Linked DNA regions of Homo sapiens: region 2 is linked to region 1. A link is an interaction called in ENCODE POLR2A ChIA-PET data of the cell type or tissue named here. Cell type or tissue: MCF 10A. All regions are shown on one strand. Links, peaks and the distances in the headings refer to the core of each region. The heading gives the core; the rest is flanking DNA. Region 1 overlaps CMBL (carboxymethylenebutenolidase homolog). Region 2 overlaps MARCHF6 (membrane associated ring-CH-type finger 6).

Evidence for each region. ChIA-PET counts read pairs that join two places held together with the same protein. Peaks named below come from ENCODE experiments on the same cell type or tissue, not always from the same donor. Only the 100,000 strongest peaks of a DNase experiment are listed, where the experiment ranks them.
Region 2: POLR2A ChIA-PET joins it to region 1 with 16 read pairs; 14 of 35 experiments call an interaction of 5 or more read pairs at or near these places.

Annotation. Positions count from the first base shown.
Region 1 is chr5:10,296,047-10,307,004 of GRCh38, reverse strand. All of the region lies in intron 1 of CMBL (carboxymethylenebutenolidase homolog), which reads left to right. Among named protein-coding and RNA genes, the nearest start is that of CMBL, 6.4 kb to the left of the region's middle. RefSeq lists a silencer at 6,673-6,849. In MCF 10A, for the core only: no CTCF peak of the experiment used is centred there; DNase peaks (open chromatin) are centred at 4,934 and 5,494.
Region 2 is chr5:10,354,635-10,365,592 of GRCh38, reverse strand. All of the region lies in intron 1 of MARCHF6 (membrane associated ring-CH-type finger 6), which reads right to left. Among named protein-coding and RNA genes, the nearest start is that of MARCHF6-DT, 6.1 kb to the right of the region's middle. RefSeq lists an enhancer at 10,662-10,958. In MCF 10A, for the core only: no CTCF peak of the experiment used is centred there; no DNase peak of the experiment used is centred there.

The DNA.
Region 1 (10,958 bases), core at 1,186-9,185:
GAGATTTATGTCCACTTGCTGATGGAAGATGCCACCTGTTGTTTTCAAAGCCCATTTAAAATAAAGTGGTTAGTAATGAGCCTCGCCGGTATCCGGGGAATCCTGTCCAGGCCTGGGAACCCTATCCAGGCCTAGGAACAGCCAGAGAAAAAGCAGATTCTGCAGGGGCGTCGTTGGCATGTCTAAGAGGGCCATTGTGGGCTCATCCAGGTAGCTTCCTAATTCATGCTATCTCGACCATAGACACTTGGAAAATACAAGCATGGCTGCTGAAAAATAAATATTTGGAGAAGTTTGATGTTTGTAGAATCATCTAAGGATAAGTACTGGCCCTGCCTTCCCTGCTGCAAGATTGAAAATCACTTGCCATGCAAGTTCCTACAATGTTTAAGCAGTAAAGGAGAAACCTCCTGCCTTTCCCATTAGACCCCACTTTCCTGTGTTGTCTTGGGGTCCTCTGTAACCCTGAGCCCTGGATGCACTTCCACGTGGTTTCTATTTCTAAATTTCTAAAGCTTCCAGAAATGTATTCCTCCCTTCTCTCCTCTCCTCCCCGCTGCGCCTCCCTCCCTCCTGGCCTTCCCTTCCCCTACTTTGCAGACCTCTCTTCCCCCAGACCTCCCTCCTCCTCCTCTCTGCCCCCTCCGGGCTCAGGCTCTCCCAGGAGGCTGGAGATGTATTCCTAGACTTCCCTGCTTGTTATAATCCCAACTGCACCAGTCCCTTTTGCTTGTCAAAATCTGTTTTCTCTATTTCTGTTGGAGAACTGCGTTGTGCCTGGAAGTCTGACTTGTGAGTTATTTGAATCCTTAGGGCGTGAAATCAGGAAAACCACACCCTCACCATACTTTATCACCTCTCTTACCTGTCTGACTGCCAGTGTTAGAAAGGGAATGTTTGATTACATTGTTAAAAGATAATTTTCAGCCAAAGGTGAAATCGTGACTTTTATACAGATATAAAAGTGATAAATATTTTATTTTATTCATTAAAGAGAGAAATAGGCAGATGTTGTAACTGGTTCAAAAAAGAAGTCAAGAAGTGCAAATGTATACGGAGTAAAGGAGTGCCTTGTGAAGGTACACGCAGGAGAGGAGCATACCCTTGGAATTTGCAGATCAAACACTCAACTGTAAGATTGGGCACAGTGGCTCATGCCTGTAATCCTAGCACTTTGGGAGGCCGAGGTGGATGTATCCTGAAGTCAGGAGTTTGAGACCAGCCTGGCCAACATGGTGAAACCCAGTCTCTACTAAAATACAAAAATTAGCCAGGCGTGGTGGCATGTGCCTATAATCCCAGCTACTCAGGAGGCTGTGGCAGGAATATCGTTTGAACCAGTGGGGCAGAGGTTGCAGTGAGCGGAGATTGCACCATTGCACTCCAGCCTGGGCAACAGAGTGAGACTCCGTCTCAAAAAAAACAAAAAACAAAAAACAAAAAACACTCAACAGTGATCCCCATGGGTTTTGATGTGTAATTTTCCAGAGGGACATGCTTGTGTTAGGCAGAGTGAGGCTCCTTCACCCCTACAGAGTGACTCCTGTGGCCCCTCCAGCTCTGCCTCACACAAGCAAATCTCTCTGGAAAATTACACATCAAAACCCATGGGGATCACTGTTGAGTATTTGATCTGCAAATTCCAATTCCATATGCTCCTCTCCTGTGCATACCATCACATAGAAGTCATTCACACATATGCAGCACCTTGCAGCAATGTCTATGGGGAATCATGCATTTGTGCTGGTGGTGGCCAGTGTGGGCATTGCCGACGAACATGGCCACCAGGGTGTCCTGCAGGGCACTCCACAGAGCTAGGAAAAGCGTCCTGATTTCCAGAGACGTCACCAGTGGAGACCACAGAACTGACCTGGGGATGACCAGAAGGTGGCCCCAAACACATCTGCCATGATACAGAAAAGCCTTTATTGACAGCATGTGTAACGAGGACTCTGTCATGCATCTCAGACACACAGTCCTGCCCCAGCACAGGAGGAAAAGGAAACCTTCTTACTCACAATAAAGGACCTCATCATTTGTAAAAAGTGCCTCAGTGGAAAAGTACCCATGTCTATAGCACGCCCTGTGGGCTGTCTGATTCCAGCTCCATTCATTGTACTTGAGCCATTTTTAGGAGTAAGTGGCAGATCTGATAGATCTGTAAATTCTATCCCGTTTCCATGCAGAATTAATGGACTCTTTCCCCTCCTGTGGAAAAAAGTTAAAAAAAAAACATGTTGTCTAGGCTGGTCTCTAACTCCCAGCCTCAAGCAATCCTCTTGCCTCAGCTTCCCAAAGTGCTGGGATTACAGGTGTGAGCCACTGCGTTTGGCCAAAAAGATATTTTGTCTTCATTTGCAATTCATCTCAACATTTCTTTTGTCAACTAAAGAATGATGAGTTTCATAAATTTGGAAAAAGAGAGCTTTATTTCTCATAAAGTGTTGCAGCCCGCAAAGCGGCCATTCTGACAGGCTGGGAAGTGTAGTCTCTGGCCAGAAGCTGGAAACAGACCCTTCCAGTGTGGGAAGAATAGTACAGGGATCTGTGCTGAACAGTGTGGCCAAACACACAGATTCAATAAGCTATAGGAGGGGTTATGAATTTTTAAAATAATGGATTAGCTAATACTTTTGAGACAGGGTTTCATTCACTCCCCCAGGCTGGAGTGCAGTGGCATGATCATTGGCTCACTGCAGTCTTGACCTCCTGGGCCCAAGTGCTCCTCCTAGCTCAGCCTCCTAAAAGGCTGGGACCACAGGTGTGTGCCACCAAGCCTGGCTAATTTTCTAATTTTTTTTTTTTTTGTAGAGATGGGGTCTCCCTGTGTTGCCCAGGCAGGTCTTGAACTCCTGGACTCAAGTGATCCTCCTGTCTTGGCCTCCCAAAGTGTTGGGAGTATAGGCATGAGCCACTGTTCTCAGCCATGAATATTTTTGAAGGAGAACCGTGTACGTGGGCAATTGAGCTTTTTGCCTCTTCATGGGAGCCATGTTCAAAAAATGACTGCGTTAGCATGATCCAAGGGTGGTATTTTTGGCCCTCTGTTGTTAAAAGCTGAAGCAGAGGACACAAAAATCCTTACTGTGCACCCTCTGTAGACAGGCCAGAACCATGTCATGGTTGGTGTTTTGTTATCAGGCAAAAAGGAGGGCAGTGTCATGCGGCTGGGTGATATCAGTGTGGGGTTGTTTGAAGAGGCTAGTTTCTGTTTAGCCTTTAGAAAAGAAAGCCTCATGGTGATTAGTGAGTCAGGAGCGGATAATGAGAGGTGTGTGATCCCCCAACCCATAACTATATAACTGAGTTGTATGGCCAATAACTCAGTTTTTAAGGTTATTCTGGGGTCTCCTTGGTGAAGAGATGATCCAGTCAGTTGGTTGGGGGCTTAGAGTTTTTAGTTTACACTTTCCAGTGCTGCATTTGTGCTCTTTTGATTTTCCTTCAAGCCTGTTAGAACATCTGTTAGTTTTTTCCTGTCGTTCAAGTAGAGTACAATCCTCAATGTTGTTTGTTTTTATATCTGTTGAAGAGTGATGGTTTTACTTCTTTCTGAAAATTATCTTTTAATAAATACATGTGTTGTTGACAGAAGGAAGTCAAACTCTGTAAAATGTTTGAAGAGGTTTATTCTGAGCCAAATGTGAGGACCATGACCCATGACACAGCCCCCAGAGGGCCTGAGAACATGTGCCCAAGGTGGCTGAGTTACAGCTTGGTTTTATACATTTAGGGAGACATAGGAACTCGATCAATACATGTGAGGTATACATTGGTTCAGTCTGGAAAGGTGGGACAACTCAAAGATCGGGGATGGCAGGGTCAGGGTGGTAGCTTACAGGTCACAGGGGGATTCAAAGGTTTTCTGATTGGTGCTTGGTTGAAAGAGTTAAATTAATAATGAAAGACCTGGAATCAATAGAAAGGAGGGTCTGGGTTAAGATAAGAGGTTTGGGAGACCAAAGTTCTTATTATGTAGGTGAAGTCTCATAGATGGCTACCCTTAGAGGCAATAGATAGCAAATGTTTTCTGTTCAGACCTTTAAAAGCTGCCAGACTCTCAGGTAATCTTTTCAGGATCAGAAAGAGACCTGGAAAGGGAAGGGGATTCTCTACAGAATGTAAGTTTCCCCTACAAGAGATAGCTTTGCAGGGCCCTTTCAAAATATGTCAAAAATATTTTGGGGTAAAATACTTGATTTGTTTCAGGGCCTGCTGTCTATATCCTTGGATGCTGTATTTGAGTCAGGTTGGAATTTCATACCTTATTTCTACAAAAAGTCTGTTTCGTCAGTCTTGAGACCTCTGTTTGAATGTTAATGCTGGTCATTTGTGCCTGAACTTCAATGGAGGAGGGAATAATGAGGTATGTTGGACTCCTCCTTCCTGTCTTTTTTTTTTTTTTGAGACAGAGTCTCGCTGCAACCTCCTGGGTTCAAGCGATTCTCCTGCCTCAGCCGCCCAAGTAGCTGGGATTACAGGTATGCACCACCATGCCTGGCTAATTTTTTTTTTTTTTTTTTAGTAGAGACAAGGTTTTGCCATGTTGGCCAGGCTGGTCTTGGATCCTTGCCTCAAGTGATCCACCAGCCTTGGCCTTCCAATGTGCTGAATTATAGGCATGAGCCACTGAGCCTAGCCCCTCCTTCCTGTCATGGCCTGAATTAGTTTTACAGGTTTCTTTGGAATCGCCTTGGCCAAGAGGAGAGGTCCATTCAGTTAGTTGGGATGCTTGGAATTTTATTTTTGGTTTACAGTGCATTTGCAGGAGGAAGCTAAAATCCTGAAAGGTATATACAGAAAATATAGTACAGTTAGTTGAGAGTCAAGGGTATGTTCCCTGAGACTTGCCAGGGTAGAAACTGTTCGCCCTGCCCATTGTGGACTTGGCCCCTGGCACAAGGCGTGGCCTGGCTGCTGTGCCCACGTGGAGGGTCTGGGCAGGAGTCCAGCCTTCGACACACACGGGCGTCTCCTGTAGGAGAATAACCTTGCAGGATCAGCCTAGAGGGCTGCTCGCCTGGCTGTAAGCATTCCTTTTGCAAAATGGATGTCAACTGAAAATAAAGTAAAAACATTCAGATTAGAGGCTTCCTGGAATGGCCAGGATTTTCTGTGATCCCTAGGTCCTCATAGCCAACAAACAGCCCAGATAAGAAGTCAGCCCAGATAAGAAGTCAGCCCAGACCAGCCTGGCGAACATGGTGAAACCCCGTCTCTACTAAAAATATAAAAATTAGCCGGGCATAGTGGCGGGCACCTGTAGTCCCAGCTACTTGGGAGGCTGAGGCAGGAGAATCGCTTGAACCTGGGAGGCGGAGTTTGCAGTGAGCGGAGATCGTGCACTGCAATCCAGCCTGGGTGAGAGAGCGAGACTCCGTCTCCAAAAAAAAAAAAACCCGAAAAGAAAAAGAAAAAAAGAAAGCTCTACAGGCCTGAACTTGCTGCTTGTGTCTGAGGGGTGGGGCAGTCTTGGAACTGAGCCCTCACTGCCCCACGCGCCCCCACCCCTTACCTTTGGTCATGGTGTTGATGATCGCTGTATTGTGAGAGCAGAGGGAAACATGGCTTGAGAGTTTTTCTGAAATGGTGTCAAATGACAATGTTGAATTATTGAGTCTTACTAATTATAGTTCTATAATGTAGCTTATGAAAACCAAACCAAGAAAACTACAGTCCAGTTGTCCTTGATTGGATAACTAGTTATTAATTTCTTTCTTCTCAAAATCTAATTACTTTATTTCTAATTATGAAACACTAAGAATATTCAGTAATGTGAAGGGAATTATATAACAGCCACCCTTTCACATCACCCATATTTGAAAGATAATACCCTTTTGCCCTATATACTTCAAATCAAAACTTTTTAGGGAAATAAAACATAATAAAGCCCACGATCTCCATTTTTTCTCCCCTCTCTTCCCGGTAACCAATTGTCCTAATGGTGATAATTCATTCTCATGCGTGATACTTTTCCTACAGTATATTTATGAATAAAATGTATATTTTTGGTTGTTATTTATTTAGCATCAAAATGTATGTTTTTTGGTTGTTATTTAGAATCAAAATGCTATGTCTTTTTACATAGCATTATGTCTTTGAGATTTTTCAAGTTTTGTATTTCTATTTTTAAATAAAAATAAATATATAAAAAATATAAATATATATAAATAAATATATAAAAAATAAATAAATAAAAATAAAAATAAAAATGTCTCTCTTTGTTGCCCAGACTGGAGTGTAGTGGCATGATCATAGCTTACTGCAGCCTTGAATTCTTGGGTTCAAGTGATCCTCCTTTCAGTCTTCTGAGTAGCTGGGACTACAGGTGCATGCCACCATGCCCGGCTAATTAAAAAAATTTTTTTGTAGAGACGGGGTCTCCCTATGTTGCTCATGCTGGTCTCATACTCCTGGCCTCAAGCTATGACCATGCCTCGACCTCTCAAAGTGCTGGGATTACAGGCCTGAGCCACCATGCGGGTCTGGAGATTTATTATATTGATAAATTACAGGTGCAGCCTGTTCATCGAACTGTTGTGTAATATTCTTTTTATGAATGTATTTGTTTTCTAGGGCTGCCATAACATTACCAGATACTGGGTGACTTAAAGCAACACAGTGCCTCATAGTTCTGGAGGCCAGGAGTCCAAATTGAAAGTGTCAGCAGGGCTCTGCTCTTTCTGAAACCTGTAAAGGAGAGCCCTTCCTTGCCTATTCCAGCGTCTGGTGGGGGGCCAGCAATCCTTGGCTTGCAGGTGCATCCTTCCCATCTCCACCTCCATCTTCACACGGCCTTCTCTTCTGTGCGTCTGTTGTGTCTTTGTCCACGTTTTCCCCTCCTTAGAAGGACACCAGTCATTGGATTTATGGTCTACTGTACTCCAGTATGACCTCATCTTAACTACAGGACATCTGCAAGGACCCTGTGTCTAGTTAAGGTCACATGCACGGGGAGTGGGGGATAGGACTTAAACATGTATTTTGGGGGAATACAATTCAACCTACATCAATCAATAAATTACAGTTTATTCATTCTCCTGTTGATGGTCAATTAGATTGGTTCCAGGTGTTGTCATCATATTAGTGGTGCCAAGAACATTTTTCCATAATCACTGCATGTGCCTGTGTGGGCATGTGCAAATTTCTCTCTCTCTCTCTCTTTTTTTTAGATAGGGTCTCACTCTTAACACCAAGCCTGGAGTGCAGTGGTGCAGTCTTGACCTCCTGGGCTCAAGCAATCCTTCCACCTCAGCCTCCTGAGTAGCTGGGACCACAGGTGCACACACCACCATGCCTGGCTAATTTTTCTGCTTTTTTTTTTTTTTGGAGAGATGGGGTTTTACCATGTTGCCCAGGATGGTCTCGAACTCCTGGGCTCAAATGATCCCCCCGGCCTTGGCCTCCCAAAGTGCTGGGATTACAGGCATGAGCCACCATGTCCCACCACATGTGACATGAATTTCTCTAGGGAAACATCTAGTGGTGGGATATCTAGGGTGCGGGGCATCTGCTTCTTTAACTTTGCTAGACTCCTTCCAGGGTTTGTATCATTTCACATGCCCTCCCATTTCCCTACAAGTGTACCATCATCTCTGTGTTAACAGACTTTTGCCAATCTGCAAGATGGAAAATAGTATTTCATTCTTGTTTTTATTATAGTTTCCTTAAGAACAGTGAGGTTGAATATCTGTTCATATGTTTATGGGCCATTCAGGTGTACTTTTTTGTAAATTGCCCATTCATATGAATTTTTCTATTGGGTTGTCTTTTTCTTGGTGACTTATAAGAATTCTTTATATATTTTATCTAGACACTAAGTCCTCTGTTCCTAAAATAATACCTTCTCCTAGTCTATCTTGTTTTCTCACTTTGTTTATGGAGACTTTTATCTTGATATTAATGTTAATCATTATCTTATTAATCTTTCATCTTAGTTACTATCTTATTAATGCAATTTTAAGAGCTTTTTGTCATGGAAAATCTCAAGCATATATAAAAGTAGAGAGATTAGTACACAGGACACTCCAGCTGCACCACCATCAGCACGTGGACACCTTGTCCACCCTACCCCACATGGAGCTATTTTGGGTTTTTGTTTGTTTGTTTTTTGAGATGGAGTCTTGCTCTGTCGCCCAGGCTGGAGTGCAGTGGCGCGATCTCGTCTGACTGCAGCCTTTGCCTCCTGGATTCCAGTGATTCTCATGCCTCAGCCTCCGGAGTAGCTGGGATTACAGGCGCTCACCACCATGCCTGGCTAATTTTTGTATTTTTAGTAGAAACGGGGTTTTGCCATGTTGGCCAGGCTGCTCTCGAACTCCTGACCTCAGGTGATCCACCAGCCTTGGCCTCCCAGAGTGCTGGGATTACAGGTGTGAGCCACCGCACTCAGCCCAAATGGGGCTATTCTGAAGTAAATCCCAGACCTCTGGTCATGTCATCTGTGGGTACATCATGATATCATGATGCATCTATGAAAGACAAGGACTCAAAAACACATGGCTGCAATGCCATCATCTTCCCCTGCCAAAATTCACAATAATTTGCAATTTCATCAAATATCCACTTAGTATTCAGTTTTCTGCAGTTGTCTTTCCTTTTTTTTTAAATTGGTTACCATGAAATGGGATTTATAATCCTTTTCTTTATGGTTTATGTTTTTTGGGTCAAATTTAAGAAATTCTGCCTTATTCCAAAGTACAAGAAAAAAGTATTCAGTATTTCCTTCTGATTGTTGAAATTTCGCCTTTCCTACTTAGATTTCTAGCCACGCACTGGGGTATGTGGGGATCCATGGTGATTTGTTTTCTTACCTGGGTAGCTCAGTGCTGCAGCCGTGCCCCATTGATGGCCAGTCCCTCCTCCCCCCACAGGTCCCTCCTGCCCCCTCTCATGACTACAGAGCCCATTGTATCTGACCCCCTCTCTCTGCCTGCTCTGCGCCTGCTCTTCGCCTGTTCCCACTGCTGGACCTGGCTGGAGGAAACAGCCATACGTACTTCTCGCTGGTCCCCTGTTTTCCTGCTTATCCTCTCCCCAGCCCTCGTCCCGCCTCTCACCCTGAGCTGCTGACTCTGCTTCTCAGTTCTGTGAGCAAACAGATGCCAACAGGGAGCATCCACACTCTCCCGCCCCACACCCACCACCACCTGTGTCTGTGTCCACGTCCTCAGCCTCCCTTGGGTGCGTGAGGACTGTCCACGCTGCCAAAGAAGGCAGCTCCTCTGCTATGCGCCAGACCCTCCTGTCACACTCTCCAGTTCCCTCTCTCCCGGGGTCATTGATTGTGTTTTGTTTGTTTTCCTTTCTATGGTATCATTCTCATCCACGTACAAATAGGCTGAGATTTCTTCCACTTTAAAAAAAAAAGGCTCATCCCTGTGTCTTCCCTCCATCTTTTGCACAGTCTCTTTGCTCTTTTTTTTTTTTTTTTTTGAGATAGAGTTTCGATCTTCTTGTCCGGGCTGGAGTGAAATGGTGCGATCTCAGCTCACTCTAACCTCTGCTTCCCGGTTCAAGCGATTCTCCTGCCTCAGCCTCCCAAGTATCTGGGATAATAGGCATCCACCACCCTGCCTGGCTAATTTTTGTATTTTTAGTAGAGACGGGGTTTCCCCATGTTGGTCAGGCTGGTGTCGAACTCCTGACCTCAAGTGATCCACCTGCCTCCGTCTCCCAAAGTGCTGGGATTACAGGTGTGAGCCACCACGCCCGGCCTCTTTGCTCCTTTTTCTGTCAAAAGTCTTCTAAGAGTTTTCTGTGTTCACTCTCTTTAGTTCTCTCCTCTCTCATTCTCTCTCTCTCTCTCTTTTTTTTTTTTGAGATGGAGTCTCACTCTATTGCCTAGGCTGCAGTGCAATGGCGTGATCTCGGTTCACTGCAACCTCCGCTTCCCAGGTTCAAGCAGTTCTCCTGCCTCAGCGTCCCAAGTAGCTGGGATTATAGGCATGTGCCACCACGCCTGGCTAATTTTTGTATTTTTAGTAGAGACGGGTTTTTACCATGTTGGCCAGGCTGGTTTTGAACTCCAGGCCTCAAGCAACCCACCCACTTTGGCCTCTTAAAGTGCTGGGATTACAGGCGTGAGCCACCGCGCCCAGTCTCCTCTCAGTTTCTTTTAAGCCCACTATGATTATGCTGTCACCCATGCCCTCGTCCAAGCCTGTCCTTGTGGAGGTCACCAATGACCTTCACTTTGCCAAACGCGGAGGGCAACACTCAGCATTCATTGTTCTCCCCTCAACACCCATTCTTCACTTGGGTCCAGGACACCACACTTGGGGTCTTCCTCCCCCGTCACTGGCTGTTCCTTCTCAGGCTCATTCCTCACTCGCTGATTCCTTCCCATCTCCCTGAAGTGTTAGTGTTGAAGGACCCCAGGGCTCAGTCTTCTAGATTTCTCTTTTCTTCATCCACCATTATTCCCTGAAGGATGTCATTCATTCTTAAAGTTTAAATATCACCTACAGGCCCGGCACAGTGGATCACCTGAGGTCAGGAGTTTGAGACCAGCCTGGCCAACATGGTGAAAACCCATCTCTACCAAAAATACAAAAATTAGCCAGGTATGGTGGTGCTCGCCTGTAGTACCAGCTACTTGGGAGGCTGAGGCAGGAGAATTGCTTGAAACTGGTAGGTGGAGGTTGTAGTGAGCCGAGATTGTGCCACTGCACTCCAGCCTAGGGGACAGAGTGAGACTGTGTCTCAAACAAACAAACCAAACCCACATACAGTCATTCTTGGTATTTGTAGTAGTAAAGTCCCTACAAACACTGAGTTAGCAAATCCTAAACCATTCCTCCTGGGGAAAATACAAGGTTAGCTTCCTGTAAACCTGTGGCCTGGTCACAGCGGTTTCCTCAGTTGACCCATACATAACCCTGGTTTTATGTGTGTTTTTGTGGAAGATACCATTCTAATATATATTGTTGACTCATTAACAGGAAGCTCATGGCCAA
Region 2 (10,958 bases), core at 2,268-10,267, 58 kb before region 1:
CGGCCAGGTGCAGTGGCTCACGCCTGTAATCCCAGGAGGCTGAGGTGGGCGGATCACCTGAGGTCGGCAGTTCATGACCAACCTGACCAACATGGAGAAACCCCACCTCTACTAAAAATACAAAATTAGCCAGGTGTGGTGGCATATGCCTGTAATCCCAGCTACTCGGGAGGCTGAGGCAGGAGAATCGCTTGAACCCGGGAGGCGGAGGTTGCGGTGAGCCAAGATCGTGCCATTGTACTCCAGCCTGGGCAACAAGAGCGAAACTCTGTCTCAAAAATAATAATAATAATAATAATTCCAATTCTCTATGTACCCCAAAGTTTACTTATTTTAGCTCACCAGATTACTATCGTTACTAAATTAAAAATTCACCTGTACTGTTGCTCCTGGAAGCCTGAAAACTGCACTTTCTGGCCTCCTTGCCAACTAGGCTTAAGTTAGAGTCTGTCAATGAGAAGCACTTCTGTGAGATCAGAAGAAGCAGGGAGGCTGGGTGCAGTGGCTCACACCTGTAATCTCAGCACTTTGGGAGGCTGAGGTGGGTAGATCAACTGAGGTCAGGAGTTCAAGACCAGCTTGGCCAACATGGTGAAACCCCGTCTCTACTAAAAATACAAAATTAGCCGGGCGTGGTGGCATGTGCTTGTAATCCCAGCTACTCAGGAGGCTGAGGCAGGAGAATCGCTTGAACCTGGGTGGCAGAGGTTGCAGTCAGCCAAGATCGCACCATTGCACTCCAGCCTGGGCGACAAGAGCGAAACTCCATCTCAAAAATAAAAATAAAGAAGAAGCAGAGAAACAGCGAAACCATTTTCTACTTGTTTCTAAAAACCAGCAGTTGCAGCTAATGGCAGGTACTGCAGACTCCTGCTAACAGATACGCAAGTCATGGTGGAGATTCTGCCCAACAGCTGTGGGCAACATCAAGCTTCAGCAGCACAGGCAATGAATGATTCCAACAATTTCAGCAGTAATGAGCTAGTTATCCATGTATCCCCTTCTCAACTCCAAATTCTCCCTTTCAGTCCCTGTTCAGTGATAGGGATGCTAAGCTTTTCTTTTCTTTTCTTTTGGCTAGGGGCAGTTAAACTTTGCCAGTAGAGGGTGCTGGAGGGATATCTAAGAAGAAAGGGGTGTTTTCTAGCTCCTGCCACACTATCAGTAGTTTTGTTTTAATGAACACCTTCATACAGCCCTGCTGATGAGGACCCAACACACTCCAGGACTTGCACAGGTACACACAGTGATATCCCAACTCCCTCTGCATAACTGCCCATCAACCTTGGCTCACCTGTACCCGGAAGGTTGCTTTCTGCTCCCCAGAAGAAGTGGTGTACCACTTTACACTCCCACCAGCAGTATATGAAAATTCCAACTGCTCTACCTCCTTACAAACACTTGGTACGGTCAGTCATTCTATTACCATTTTAGCCACACTAATAGGTATGTAATGATATCTCACAGTAGTTTTAATTAACAATTTTATTCAGATATATGTCATAAAGTTCACCAATTTAAAGACTTCAATTGTTTTAAGTATATTTACAGTTACGCAACCATCACCATAATCTTTTAGAACATTATCATCATCCCAAAAGGAAACCCTGTAACTATTAGTGGATACTTCCTACTCCATCTGCTCTCCCCAGTTCCAGACAACCACTAATTTCTCTATATATAGATTTGCCTATTCTGGACATTTCACACAAATAGGATCATAGAAAATATGTTCTTTTGTGACTGGCTTATTTCACTTATCCTAATGTTTATGAGATTTATCCAAGTTGTACCATGCATCAGTACTTAATTCCTTTGAACTGCTGGGTAATATTCTATTTTACAAATAGATCACATTTATCTACTCATCAGTTGATGGACACTGGGTTGTTTCTATTTGGCTATTATAAATAATACTGCTAACTCATATACAGGTTTTTGTGTGAATATATTTTTTGAATTCTCTTGGGTATATGAAATTTCTGGGTCATATGGTTACTCAGCTTATCTTTTTGAGGAATTACCAAAATCAGTCACACTATCTTACATTCCTAGCGTAACAAATGAAGGTTCCAATTTTTCTACAATGCTCACCAACACTTACCTGTTCTTTCTGATTATAGCCATCCTAGCAGGTGTGAAGTGGTGTCTCATTATGGTTTTGACTAATGATGCTTAGCATATTTGCATATGCTTAATAGCCATGTACATGTATTTTTTAGTGAAGTGTCTATACAAATCTTTGGACCATTTTAAAAACTGAGTTATTGTTTTCTTATTACTGAGTTCTGAGAATTTTTTATATACTCCAAGCCCCTTATAAGATACATCTTCTGTATCCTGTCTTCATTCTGTTAAGTGTCTTTCTAATTTTGAAAGAAATTCTGAATTTTGATGCCATCTGATTTATCCACTTCTTTTATGGATCATGCTTTTGGAGTCATACCTAAGAGATCTTGGTCTAACCCAAGATTCCGAAGAATTTCTCCTATATTTTCCCCTAGAAGTTTCATAGTTTTAGGTTTTTCATTGAGGTCTAACAGCCCTTTGAGTTAATTTTGGTATATGGTACAAGCTATAGCTCAAAGTTCTTTTTTTTTTCCTACAGCTATTCAACTATTCCAGTGCCATTTGTTGAAAAACGATATCCTTTATATTTTATGCAATTGCTTTTGCACTTCTGTCCAAAAATCAACTGTCCATGTATGTGTGGATCTATTTCTGGACTCTATCCTACACTACCAGACAAATGGATTTTAATTTAACAGTTAATTTAATTTTTTAAGGTGACTGCCATGTTTTCAGATACGTTAAGAAACTACCACTTGTCAAGTTTTGACATAGTATCAAAGAACATACAAACATCTGAAAATATTCATCCCTTTTCAAGCTATAAATCTGTGTGATGCCGAGTTTTTATATACACTAACCAAAACACTTAACAAAGTGACTGCAAAGGGAGAGATGAGAATCCAATTGTCTTATAATAATCCAGATAACGTTATTTTTATTAACATATATTGAGTTTATTGTTACTTTTAAATATTCTAAATAATTTGTATTCATTCTTCATTTCTAATATGGTAAATATCTATCTTTACATATAAAACCCACATAAACAAAAGTCCTTTGGGTCCTCAATTTTAAGAATGTAAAGGGGTCTTGGGACAAAGCTTTGAAAACCACTACTCTAGCTACATCAATGCTCTTCAAACTGTTCCATTCAATAGAAATGCCTCTTGGCACTTTTCAAGGACTTGGAATGAAGAAATGAAACATGCAGAAAACATTGTTGCACAGGTCCTAGATACGTAGTAGACATGTACCCAATATTTGGTAAATGGGGAAGTAATCAAAAAAGACATGGAATCTCCAATATTCTATTTCAAAAGTGTTATAACAGAACTGCACCCTAAACAGGGTAAATTTGTGTGTAAATTATACTTTATTAACCTGATTCCATCTTTACAGAATACATTAAGAGGTGACAGAAGGGAAGGAGAGAGACAGGAAAGTAAAAAGTGTATTACAGCCAGGCACAGTGGCTCACACCTGTAATCCCAGCACTTTGGGAGGCCGAGGTGGGCGGATCACCTGAGGTCAGGAGTTCAAGACCAGCCTGACCAACATGGAGAAACCCCATCTCTACTAAAAATACAAAATTAGCCAGGTGTGGTGGTGCATGCCTGTAATCCCAGCTACTCGGGAGGCTGAGGCAGGAGAATCCCTTGAATCCAGGAGGCGGAGGTTGCCATGAGCCGAGATCGCGCCATTGCACTGCAGCCTAGGCAACAAGAGCTAAACTCCGTCTCAAAAAAAAAAAGATATTATAATGAAGTTAAGTTATAAAAAATAAGTGTACAGGGAATGCTTCAGTCTTCCAAGCCTTCAAGAATTCATGTCTATCATGGGCTGAATTGCACTGCCCCTCCCCCCGTAATTCACGTGTTGAAGCCCTAACCTGCATGTATACACAATGTAACTATATTTGGAGACAGGATCTTTAAAGAGGTAATTAAGTTAAAATGAGGTCCTTAGAGTAGGCCCTAATCCAATATGACTAGCGTCTTTAAAAAAAGAAGAGATTAGGACATAGAGGGACAACTACATGAAGACATACAGAGAGAAGACTACATGAAGACACAGAAGACAATCATCTACAAGCCAAGGAGAGAGACCTCAGAAGAAACCAGGCCTACCAACACCTTCATCTCAAACTTCTAGCCTCCAGAGTTGAGAAAACAAATTTCTCTTAAGCACCCAATCTGTAGTACTTTGTTACAGCAGCCCCTGCAAACTAAAACAATATCTAAAACTGAACTACTTATCTCTTTCCATTCCCATTTGAAATAATATAAAAATCAATCATTTTTAACTCCTCCTCCTTATATTACCTCTTCAATTACTATGTTCTATTAATTCTACCTTGGTCTATTTCTTCTTTTCCATTCTTTCCATTCCCTCTACCTTAATGTAACTCCTATATCTCATCTAGCCTACTGCAACAGCATTCTAAAATATAGTCTGAATTATTAAGTTTTCCCTTGGGGGGTTCTTACTTCCTATTCACTTTTCAAGAACTCTTTCTGTTCTAACTGTATTATACTAAAAATAAGTGATCTTCATAGTCTTACAGGACAGAAGTAAAACCCACTAAAGTAAGCCTGGCCTGGAAGAAATGGGAAGTAGGCATCTGGAAGAGGATAGCCCAGCAATAATCACTCACAGGGCTTCAGTCTAAAAAGTATTCTAATTGAGCAATATAGCAGATCTCTTTTGCACTGTCTTACCAGCTCAAGAATGGACACAGCCAGTCATGATTCTTATTCTTCCATTACCTTTCCCACCACCACCCAGCTACCTGGATCAAAAGGATAAGCAACTGACCCAAGATGAGCCAGTGAGATTGTAGCTTCCAGAAATTTGAATTTAAGACAAACAAAAACTTGTCTTAACCAGGAAAGAGATAGACTCAGTAACCCTGGGGGATTGGTTTCAGGAAGTCCACAGGTGCCAAAATCCACAGATGCTCAAGTCCCTTATGTAAAACAGCATAGTATTTCCAAGTAACCTATGCACATCCTTCCATATACAGGAGTCCCCTGAACAAGAGTTAGGGGCACCGACCTCCTGCACAATCAAAAATCCACATACAGCCGGGCGCGGTGGCTCACGCCTATAATCCCAGCACTTTGGGAGGCTGAGGCAGATGGATCACCTGAGGTCAGGAGTTCAAGCCAATATGATGAAACCCCATCTCTACGAAAAATACAAAATTAGCCAGGCATGGTGGTGCATGCCTGTAATCCCAGCTACTCGGGAGGCTGAGGCAGGAGAATCGCTTGAACCTGGGAGGCGGAGGTTGCAATGAGCTGAGATGGTGCCACTGTACTCTAGCCTGGGCAAAAAGAGCAAAACTCTGTCTCAAAAAAAAAAAAAAAAAAAAAACACACACACATACAACTTTTGACTCCCGAAAAACTACTAATGGAAAACTACTAACAGCCTACTGGTGACCAGAAGCCTTCCCATAACATAATACAACATAAACAGTAGATTAATACACATATTGTACTACTTTTTTTTTGAGACGGAGTCTTGCTCTGTTGCCCAGGCTGGAGTGCAGTGGCGCGATCTCGGCTGACTGCAAGCTCCGCCTCCCACGTTCACGCCATTCTCCTGTCTCAGCCTCCCAAGGAGCTGGGATTACAGGCACCCGCCACCACATCCAGCTAATTTTTTCTATTTTTAGTAGAGACAGGGTTTCGCCATGTTGTCCAGGCTGGTCTCGAACTCCTGACCTCAGGTGATCTGCCTGCCACCGCCTCCGAAAGTGCTGGGATTACAGGCGTGAGCCACCGCACCCAGCCTTTGTATTACATTATACTAGGTATTATGAGTACTCAGGAGATTATTTAAAGTACAGATCTGTGAACATCACAGTTTGAACTACATGGGTCCACTTATACGCGGATTTCTTTCTTCAATAAATATATTGGAGAATTTTTTGGAAATTCACAACAATTTAAAAAAAGATGAACTGTGTAGCTTAGAAGGAGCAAAAAAAATAAAATTATGCCATGAATGCATAAACTGTATTATATGTATTGCGTACTGTATTATATGCTGCATTCTTACAATATGTATTGTAATATTATATACTGTATTCTATATTATATACTTTATTTTTACAATAAAGCTAGAGAAAAAAATTAAGAAAATCAGAAGGAAATTACATTTACAGCACTGTACCATATTTATTGATACCTGTCTGTTTACAAGATAAATCATTCTGAAATGGCCAGCAACCACAGCTACAAACCTCAATCTATGGCACATATGAAGCAATTCGACTTTTTCTTCATAATGTCATGCCTTTTTTCAGCTTCCTGGAGCACTTCCAGCATCACTTAGTGGCACCTCATATGGATCCCATCATGTTATTCAAAGTTTAGGGTACTGCACTAAATGCAATGAAAAATACAAGAGAATCCAGAGAGATACTTTTTACCATATACAATTTACTGGAGAGATGAGCTCCAACAACAGCAACACTTGAGCTCACAACAACAGCAACGGAAGGTGGCCACAAAATTATTACAGTAGCACAGTATGCACTACGGTTAATTTCATGCAGTTATGATTTAATACTGTATCTTTAAGTTTCTTTACATCTCTCAACTGTGAATGGTGCCATGTACAGTCTCCATTACATGTTTGTGTGTGTAAGTTTTGATAAATTTTAACATTTCATGACAGATTTGTATATATTTTATGATAGTGAGTAAAAGACTAGTATCTACATATATTTTATGCATTAATGACATAACTTTTTAACTTTCTCACTATTTCTAGACTACACAGTTCATCTGCAAGTTTTTTCAAATTGCTGCAAATCTCCAAAATTTTTTTCAATATATTTATTGAAGAAAAAAATCCATGTGTAAGTGGACCCATGTAGTTCAAAAACCCATGTTGTTCAAGAGTCAACTGTACTTTAAATTATCTCTAGATTACTTAGAATAATTATAACATAAATGTTATGTAGTCATCATACTGTATTGTTTGAGGAATAATGACAAGAAAAAAAGGCTGTACATGTTCAGTACAGAGGTAATCATCTATTTTTTTCCAAGTATTTTCCATCTGACATTGGATGAATCCACAGATGCGAAACCCACAAATACAGAAAGCTGGCTGCATATCAAGACAATTTATGTCTCACGTCAGCTCAAAACCCTCCCATAGCTCCCTATCTCACTATAAAAGTCAATGAAGTCCTACATGCTCTCTCCCCATTGGCTCCATATCTTTCTGACCTCATATTATACTTACTCTTCTCCAACTCTTTTACTCCGTTACAGCTACACTGCTCTCCTGGTGATTTATTGAACACTCTAGGCATGCTCCCATCTTAGACACTTCACATAGGCTATGTTCCCTCTGCCTGGAATGCTCTGCCCAGAGTATCTGCATGGCTAACTCCTTCTCCTTTGCTCCTTCTCAGTGAGGCCTTCCTTTACTGCTATATTTAAAACTGCGACCCCTAGTGAGCCAAGATCGCGCCACTGCACTCCAGCCTGGGTGACAGAGCAAGACTCCGTCTCAAAAAAAAAAAAAAAAAAAGCAACCCATGCCCTCATATCCTGGCACTTCTTATTCCCTCCCAATTCACTGTTCTCCACAGCGTTTATAACCTTCTAGTTATGCCATATAATTTACATGTTTATTTTGTCTTAAGCTAATAACTATAATGTAAGCTCTATGAAAGAAAGGATTTTCTCTATATTGTTCCTTGCCTAGCCCAAATGCATAGAATAGTGCCTGGCTCATAACAGGTCCTCAGTAAACATTTAACGAATAAATGCATGTACACTTGGTCACAAGCATGCCAAAACAGTGAAAGGTAATGCGTGGTAAGAAACATGCAGCAGACATCTCTGGAAACAAAGAAGACTGTGTGGGTCTAGAAAGAGAGGAACTAGCTGTCTGATTCTGACAACTTTCTATCCTTTTAACTCATTTCTTCCAAATTTAAGTTACCTCAAATTTTTGCCATAGTGATATAGAACATGATCAACCATAATACTCTTTAGCTTCACACTTTTCGAATGAATATGTTCCGTAAAGCATAAAGAACAGCTGCTTTGGTATTCTGTAATAAAATTACTAAGACTTTGTATTATGTTGTGCTAATACAAGCAGTAATTTAGCAAAATGGAAAAGAAAAAAAAAAAAACCTCAGCTTTATATCACTGAGCCGAAATGTGGGCATTCTATGACAAAATGTTTAATATTATCTTTGAGAACTGCACATCAACACTTGCAACATCTATTCCAATATTGTACTGCTTTTCCTTTAAAAAAAAAAAAAAAAAAGTATATCCTTGACCAAAGGATAGACTTTTCTCTGAAACTGAGAAATCTCAGTGCATTACAGGATCGGACTCCTAACCCATAAAATGAGGAGGGCAAATGTCTAAGGTCTCCTATAGCTCTGAAGTTTAAAAATGTCAGGATGGATAGCAGTTGACATAACACATCTGCACTCATACAAATAACATATACACAGTAAGAATGATTTATCCATCCCTGTATTATGAGAATGGATTATAAACCTGTTGATTTTACAAAAATTAATTTAATACTGAAGAAACTTTAGAGATCTTTAAAATCTAGCAAACAATTAGTATGAAACAGCCATGTCGGAACTAAGTATTACTACAAATGCATAACATTCTGAGCATCAGACTATCATATATGGTACCATCAGAGGCAAGCAATGTGCTATTTTTAAAAGGAAGGGAAGACTTACTATACGCACGGTTGATGTGTTTGTAACATTCTTAATCTCTTTGCTCAGAATATTAAAATATATTTTTAAAGGACAGAGAACCGGCCAGGAACGGTAGCTCACGCTCGTAATCCCAGCATTTTGGGAGGTTGAGGCGGACAGATCACCTGAGGTCAGGAGTTTGAGACCAGTCTGGCCAACATGGCGAAACCCCATCTCTACTAAAAACACAAAAATTAGCAGAGGGAGGTGGCGCGCTCCTGTAATCCCAGCTACTCAGGAGGCTGAGACAGGAGAATCGCTTGAACCTGGGAGGTGGAGGTTGCAGTGAGCAGAGATCATGCCACTGCACTTCAGCCTGGGCAACAGGGCAAGACTCCATCTCGGAAAATAAAATAAAATAAAATAAAATAAAATAAAATAAAATAAAATAAAATAAAATAAAATAAAATAAATAAAAAACAGAACCACAACAGTATAAGTGTTTTCAAAAGTAGGTGATACTGATTTTTTTTTAATTTAGTTTTATGTTTGGCCATACTTTGAATATCTCCTACCAAAAAATTTCTAAGCAGATTTAAAAAACCTAAGTCGCATTTTTTAAAGAAATAACCTATAATAACTGATTTCACAAATAGAACATTTTTTATTAGTTTTTTGGCATCTTTGCTATATCATTTTTAATCCTCTATAACCCTCCCTTTTCCTTTAAGTGTTATTTCAACTTAAATTTAATTGTAAAAATGTCAGAAGACTTCCAAACTGGAATTTTGCAAAAGCAGGCATGAGAATACGGCACTAAAATTCACTTGCATTTCATGACTAATAATTTCATAAAACAAAATAAAGCAAAATAAAGTTTCCACCAAATTATATAAATGATTCATCCTATAGAGGGAGTGACAAAAATAAATTTCAACATTGGACTTGTAGTATACACTCATAAATAAATAATCTAATTTAAGTGCGACTCTGACAGACATGAGTCTGAATCTTGCCTCTGCCATTTACTACCTGTATTATCCTGGACAAGTTACTTAATCATACTAACCATCAGTTTCCTCATCTGTAAAATGAAAATGCCGACTACCTAACGATGTGAGAGAATTAAATGAAATGTATATAAAGTGTTTAGTAAAGCACATACTACACGTTGAGTCTTCAGCACATGTTATTTTAACAGGCAACAGTGTTCAATAAATAAATGTTATGTATACCTTATCCTGATTATAATTTTACAAGAGAAAAAATATATTTAAGCACTAGAAGTACAGTGAAAATATTTCATGATTCCATACGTGCTTCGAGCGCAATTCCTGAATTACCACAGATTACTGTCACACCATAAAAGTATGCAAGTAGCAATGCCCAGGCCAAAAGAATGAGAATTGAATGTAATACGTCCGTACCTATCCTGTGATAAATACATGCCTTACTAGATTTACTCATTAAAACCTGAATCTAAAAGGATGTGAAACCTATGTAGATGGAAATTTACACGCAAGGACCACCTGTCAAAAAGAAATAGTTCGCAACCTTCAGCAGTTTCGCTTTACTATTTTTTCCAAAGGCGTCTCCAGTGGCGATTAGCTACACTCAGTGTATATAATAAACACACTGTGGCATAATGAAAGGGAAATTACTTGCAATCAGAATGCCTAGGTTCAAATCTGCCTCTTACTACCTGTGTAAAGCTTCGACAAGCTATTAAAATAACGAAGCCTACATTTCCACATCTATAAAAGATAATACCTACCTATTCCACAGGCTTTTTACGAAGATGGAACGCGAATGTACATCAAGTGCCACATGTTATAGTTGAGGTATTTATTAAAGGCAAGACTTCTTTAAAAAAAAATAAGTCGTTATCAACTCATTACATAGATAATATCAAACTTTTTTCACTCATTATTGCACTCCATGACGGCGTTTGATAATTCATTTTCGTTTAAAATCGCCAAAATCGCAACCCATAAGGTTGAAAGACGCTCATACCCCCATAAATATACCTAAAGTAGAAAAGCATTTGCACGATAACCGGAACATCAAAAAAAGCAAAATTTAGTAATTTCCTCTATAAACTCACCACTCATTTAAAAACACAGCTGGTTAAAAATAATCTACTACCTTCAGTGGGTAAGAAAATGCGTTTGAAGAGACATAA